Linked DNA regions of Homo sapiens: region 2 is linked to region 1. The links are chromatin loops, found by intact Hi-C in ENCODE. Cell type or tissue: IMR-90. All regions are shown on one strand. Each heading gives the region's core, and the rest is flanking DNA. Links, peaks and the distances in the headings are about the cores only. Region 1 has its middle 20 kb from the start of LINC03140. Region 2 has its middle 94 kb from the start of JADE1.

The links. Peaks named below come from ENCODE experiments on the same cell type or tissue, not always from the same donor. Only the 100,000 strongest peaks of a DNase experiment are listed, where the experiment ranks them.
Region 2: it touches region 1 in a loop (2.1-fold over the local background); 1 of 110 quality-filtered maps calls a loop at or near these places.

What each region holds. Positions count from the first base shown.
Region 1 is chr4:128,589,301-128,592,219 of GRCh38, forward strand. No RefSeq gene overlaps it. Among named protein-coding and RNA genes, the nearest start is that of LINC03140, 20 kb to the left of the region's middle. In IMR-90, for the core only: a CTCF peak has its summit at 1,618; no DNase peak of the experiment used is centred there.
Region 2 is chr4:128,714,578-128,717,496 of GRCh38, forward strand. No RefSeq gene overlaps it. Among named protein-coding and RNA genes, the nearest start is that of JADE1, 94 kb to the right of the region's middle. In IMR-90, for the core only: no CTCF peak of the experiment used is centred there; a DNase peak (open chromatin) is centred at 1,254; H3K27ac peaks cover 262 bases.

The sequences.
Region 1 (2,919 bases), core at 141-2,640:
GTCAGCTCCACAAGGGCAGGGACTTTTGTTCACTGCTATATCCCAGCACCTAGAATAGTAACCTGGCAAATGATGATGCCCAGTAGGTATTTGTGAAATGAATCTGTGCTGTGCTGCTCTCTAAGGTGTGTCTTGTTTGGTGTTTCATCTTTGGAGACTCTGTAACAATGGGTTTGTGTTGTTTGGATAACACAAAAGTCAATCCACCTACGTCTTAACTGTGCCCCTCAGCTAATTGTTGACTTGAAAGCAGAGGTCAGTTCTTACTCATCTTTGCATCCTAGCAGCTCCTCATACATACAGTTCCTTCTTATATTAGACCCTATAATGAGTTTGCTGAATCTCCTGGGTGTTTGAAATCTCTCCAACTGGCCTTCATGTAGGCTACAAACAGAGGATTGCCTTGTAATTCTTGTGTGTATTTAAAGGCACCATGCAAACAGAGAGTTGCTCAGAAAAGCATCCTGACTTGCTGGAATGATGTAAATACACAAACCAAGGCATTACACACCATGCAAGGCTCAGTGCATGGCAATAGATTCAGATACACAGAAGACCGTCAGAGAAGGTGACTGGTTCCTCTTCCTCTGCAGCATGAGGCCTGAGATGTCGTGAAGACCAGACACCTCAGCAGGTTTGAACTCAGCCACCGGAGTGCACAGCCATTTCAGATTCGTTTCTCTCACGTCTCCAACAACAAAATACTAACAACCACCAACTGCTGTTGAGCACACACTATGGTGCCAGGAACTGATTTAGTGCTTTGCATACATTTTCTCAATTAATCCTAACTGGAGGCACGGACTATTATTATCTCCGCTTTTCAAAAGTGGAAACACCGGCACAGAGAGATTAAGCAACTTGCCCAAGGTCACACAGTGAGTAATTGGTAGGGCTTGGGTTCATACCCTGGCCAACTGCTCTAGAGCCTGAACTCTTAATCTCTTTGCTCTGCTGCTGCCGTGTTATGTGGTTAACACTTCCAGTGACAAAGCCTGTAGTAGCTAGGTTGGCATCTGTTTAATGTCTAACCCATAATGGTGATTGTATAATATGACTAAAAATTTTTTAAAAATCGAGCCTGTAATTGAGGGCCTCTTTAGCTACAGTGTGCAGAAAACACAGGCTGCAGGGCTCTACCTGAGTCCCATGCTCTCATGATCCAAATTTCCAAAACAAGGCTAGGCCTATCGATGTTTGAAATCTGCTTCTCAGTTCTGCGTTTGTGATTTTACAATGACTTCCGCATTCATTAGCATCCCATTAATGGGCCAGTGTATGGGAACAGTTGTACTATGAAGGGAGGGGATTTTTTTTTCTTTTCTTTTCCGTTAAAACCACAGGTCTACAGAATGAAAATGCTAAATCTAATGAGTGTAACCTGGAAAGTAATTTCATGGGCTGTAGTACTTTCATGGCAATAATTCTTGGATGTCAAAAGGATAAGGACACAGTTTTCTGCTTCTAATTTTATTCTTAAAAAATGATGGTATTGAGCTATCCATGGAGTGCTCCTGTAGATTAATTCCAGTTTTTCTTTTATAGAGGAGATTTAAGGGAAGTCTTAATCTGCTTTATATTTAACTCTTATCTCCACACTGTGAATTAAAAATAGAATGCTGGACTGTAGCCTCACCTCCTGGACTCTCTGAGGGCTCAGGTTACTCCAGCATAAGGCTGGGCTGCGAGCTGCTCCAGGTCTCTGGCTTGGTGCCCCTCCCGGACTTTCCAAACAGCTGCCTCTTTCTAAATTTTTATCCAAGAGCCACACATTAACCTGTCTAAAGTGAGCAGTCCTTATTCTGTGATTCTTAAATAACATTTAGCATTTTCCTCAGGTAATTTTCATTTTTCGTGAAACTCAGTGAGTTCTGAATCCTTCCAGAAGCTAGTTTCAAAAACTGAGTCCTGTAGTCGAGTTCTCCTAAGTCCATGCGTGAGGTGGAGTGAAAGCTAAAGAGCCTTTCCTCTTTTTTTCTCTTCATCTGGTAAAAATTTGCTCTGGAGTACGTCCCCTGATTTCCCTTCTCCTCTCTCCCACTCTTCTCCCTTCCTTTTCCCATTTCCGCACCTTTTCCTAATCCTCTTTCCCATTCCCTGTGTGTATCTCTTCCTTCCCCAAGCCTGTGTCTGAGACAGCTGGAAAGGACAGGAAGAGTTTGGGTGTGGGGAGGAGCCGGAGCCAGGGCCGCTCCTTCTCACCCACTCACCCCATTTCCAACCTGGAGCTTCAGAAATACAATCGAGGGTCAAATTCAGTAACTAATCATTGGGTCGGTCCAGACCAAAAGAGGTAAGAAATCCCTATGGAAATGTCTACTATGGCTTTGGGTTTCTGGTTTTTCCAGCCGGGCAAAGGTTGCACATCTGGTGAATCTTGCCTGTCTGGTCCAAGTGCAGGGAGAAAGGGAACCACGTGGTAAGCACAGCAGCAGAGGCACTCTGTAGATTCCGTCCTGCCTTCAGTGTAGACACACGTCCTCCAGCTCTTTTTCCTCCTTCGTCTTGCCCCACTAGCAAGTTTCAGTTCTAAAGTCTTAACCAAAAGGAGGCTATTTTACGTGCTGTTAATTGCAAAAAATTGCCATTTCTGGGGAAGCCTTTGTATTTTTCACCACCACAATCATGAGAGCAATGATAGTGACCACTTACTGAGTGGGCTGGACTGTGGGGGTGCTGAATGTATATTCAAAGAAAACAGAGCCCCTCAAAAATGTGGGGCCACCCACCCCGTTGGCCAAATGGCAACATCCTCCAGGATGATGCTTTTGAAACTGTGGCGTGTTGAGTGAGTTTCACTGAACATGAGATCAATTTAGTTGTGAAGACTGACGTTTTGAAAAATAAACTAGAAAAGAATGGGATGGAACAAAACAGAAAACTATCAGAGGATTTGGATGTGATAGGAGTATTATTTTG
Region 2 (2,919 bases), core at 314-2,813, 130 kb after region 1:
AGGAGATAAATTGTCTAGTGTAATTATGGGGGAAAATTTAGTATCTTTTGGACCTGAAAAGGAAAAATAAAATGTACTTAGAGAAATGCAACCAAGATTGCCTAGTATTGGCAAAAAACCCAGAATATCTACTTTTAAATCATGGAACTTGGTGACAAAGGCACTATGGTGCTTGGTACAATCATAAAGGACAAAGTCAAGGACTGGGAAAACTGAATATTAAGAGTGTAAGAACTTACAAGTACTGAGGGATCCCAGAGGCATCCTATCCCACTTGGCCTCTACACATTCATTTGTTCTAGAAGAATAAAGGTAGCATTGATCCAAGTCATACTGATCTTCTGTCTCTCCAGATAAGACTGATTTATAAGTTTACACCATCTGTTGGGGTTAGTGATGTTATTCTCTCTAATACCAGTTAATACCTCAAAAAGGGCTCTGTTTAGCTGAGACAAACAGTAACTTCAAGGACCTAATCATAAATTTTTTGCAATTTTCACTATGAAGAAATTCAGACTTCATCTTGATCTAAACCAGTGTGCTTTCATTTGTCCCCAGACCCTCAGGGATCTGTCTTCTCACTTATGAGACATTCATTCACCACCTCCAATACACACACACACACACATACACACACACACTTTTTTTTGAGACAGGGTCTCATTCTGTCACCCAGTCTGCAGTGCAGAGGCAACATCACAGCTCACTGCAGCCTCAACCTCCTAAGCTCAAGCGATCCTCCCACTTCAGCCTCCAGAGTAGCTGAGACTACAGGCATGAACCACCATGCCGAGCTAATTTTTTGCAATTTTTGGTAGAGACAGGGTTTCGCTATGTTGCCTGGGCTCGTCTTGAGCTCCTGGGCCCAAGTGATCCACCCACCTCCACCTCCCAAAGTGCTGGGATTATAGGCATGAGCCACCATGCCCGGCCTTTTCTCTCCATTTTAAGTCACTCCCCCTGCCCCCCAACTACCATAATTCTATTAAATACTTCAAGGGAAATTTTGAAGTTGGTGTCCCTGAGCCAAACTTTTAGAAGAGGTACTTTTCCCTGTGCTAACTTCAGCCTTTTCTTTGTTAGGTCCCTTCACGCACTGGAAGGGAAGTTTGATAGCGTTTTAAAAGAGTGAGAAACTCAGTGTGGAAAGAAAAAAAAATAAAAAATAAAAACAAGAAATGTTAGCTTTCAGAAAAGCTATTTCACAATACACTGCAATAACCACAAAAATCGAGAGTTTTGCCTTACAACCCTAGGTTTACCACTGAAGTATGTATGACCTCAAGAGAGTCAATTAACTTTCTGATTCGTAGTTTCCTCATCTCTCAAATGAGAAACTTGAACCAGTTACCCTAAGGTATATTATAATTCTAAAATGACACGATTTTATATCAACATGCCCCAAAAGTTATTGACCATGTGATATTTGACACTATTATTAAGGCCTGCCAAATTATATTCTATGTGTGGACATGATTCCTTCTAAAACCAGAGTAAAAACCATTCCAAAAAGATACTTGAGAAATAATCGGGCAATTGGGGGGCACCCACATAACGTTTGGTTGTTCAGTTTCATAACAGTACCACTCTTCCCCTCCTACAACCACCACTGCTGTCCGTTTCTACTTCCCTCAATGCTTTTTCACCCTAGACTCTTAATACCTCTCCAGGGCTAGAAGTCACCATTTTCTTCAGAGCAGTCCCGATAGTATCACCTGTGTACTCTGCCTATTAGATGGTGGAGGTAGCAAAATATCTTACATGATAAAAGTAAGGATCATCTGGTGGGAGAGGTAGAGATTGGTTTTGGACGTATTTAGTTAGTCCCTTTTGCTTCTCAAAATAAACATCTTTGTGCTCAGTTAAAAGCTTTCCAAGATGTTCACAAGGGAAGAGGGAATTCTTGCCAAAAACTTAAGCCCAGCCAGACAGGGATACTAAAATTTTGCTGCCTGTGGAAACACGTGGCCACGCAGGACTTTGGCATAAAAACAGTCATCTGTGCTTAAATGATGGCAGTGTAGACTTCTGGTGGTTCAGAGGCTATGTTCAGGGCACCCAGGCACAGTGTACAGGGTCTGACAACTCCATTGGCAGTTCCCATTCAATTACAGTTCACAGCACACTCTTGTCTATTTACAGAACTTACAACTCGGCAAACCTTGGTCCTTATGGTTGGAGGGGTAAAGAGAAACACTTCTCTCACTCTTTTCACAGTTTTAGTTCTGCTTCCAAATCTTAACAGTTGCAAAATGCTTTAGAAGATCTAGGCCCAAGAGCCCATCTGCAATTTTAGTGTTGTGACCTTGGGCAAGACACTTAACCATCTCTGAGCCGCAACTTTCTTGTCCATAAAATGGTGATAATGATCCTTGTTCTACTTTGCTTACAAGAATGTTGTACAGATCAATAAAATAACATAAATAAAAATACATTAAAAAGTGCTATGTAAATACAAGATTTTTAAATTATCAGGTGCCTCCTCTTCTTCTCTGCTCTTTCCTTTATCTCATCTGTTTCTGTGTCCTTTAAGCATCTTCATGGTCTTTTCTTAGTCCAAAATTCCCCATGTGGTTAATGCTTAGCTTCTTAAACACGGGCTTTTTATCAACCAGGCAAATCTATACCTATATATGATCTACCTACCTCCCCATTCAGAGCCAATCTATTACCTTTAGTATAGTCTCATTCATTTCCAGTTGCATGAATTGAGGACTTAATGTCTCTGTGTCCTAGGCTAGGGATACAAAATTGAACGAGCAGATTCAGCCCTCGAGGAACACACCATTAGATCTAAGCATCTTAGACCAGTCAAATAGGTTCATCAGGTCTACATAAGTTGCAGTTGAACCTTCTCTCCCTGGAAGAGAACTCTGCTTCTATGAGTTTAGGTGTATCTGGACAGTTTGGGGCAGAAGT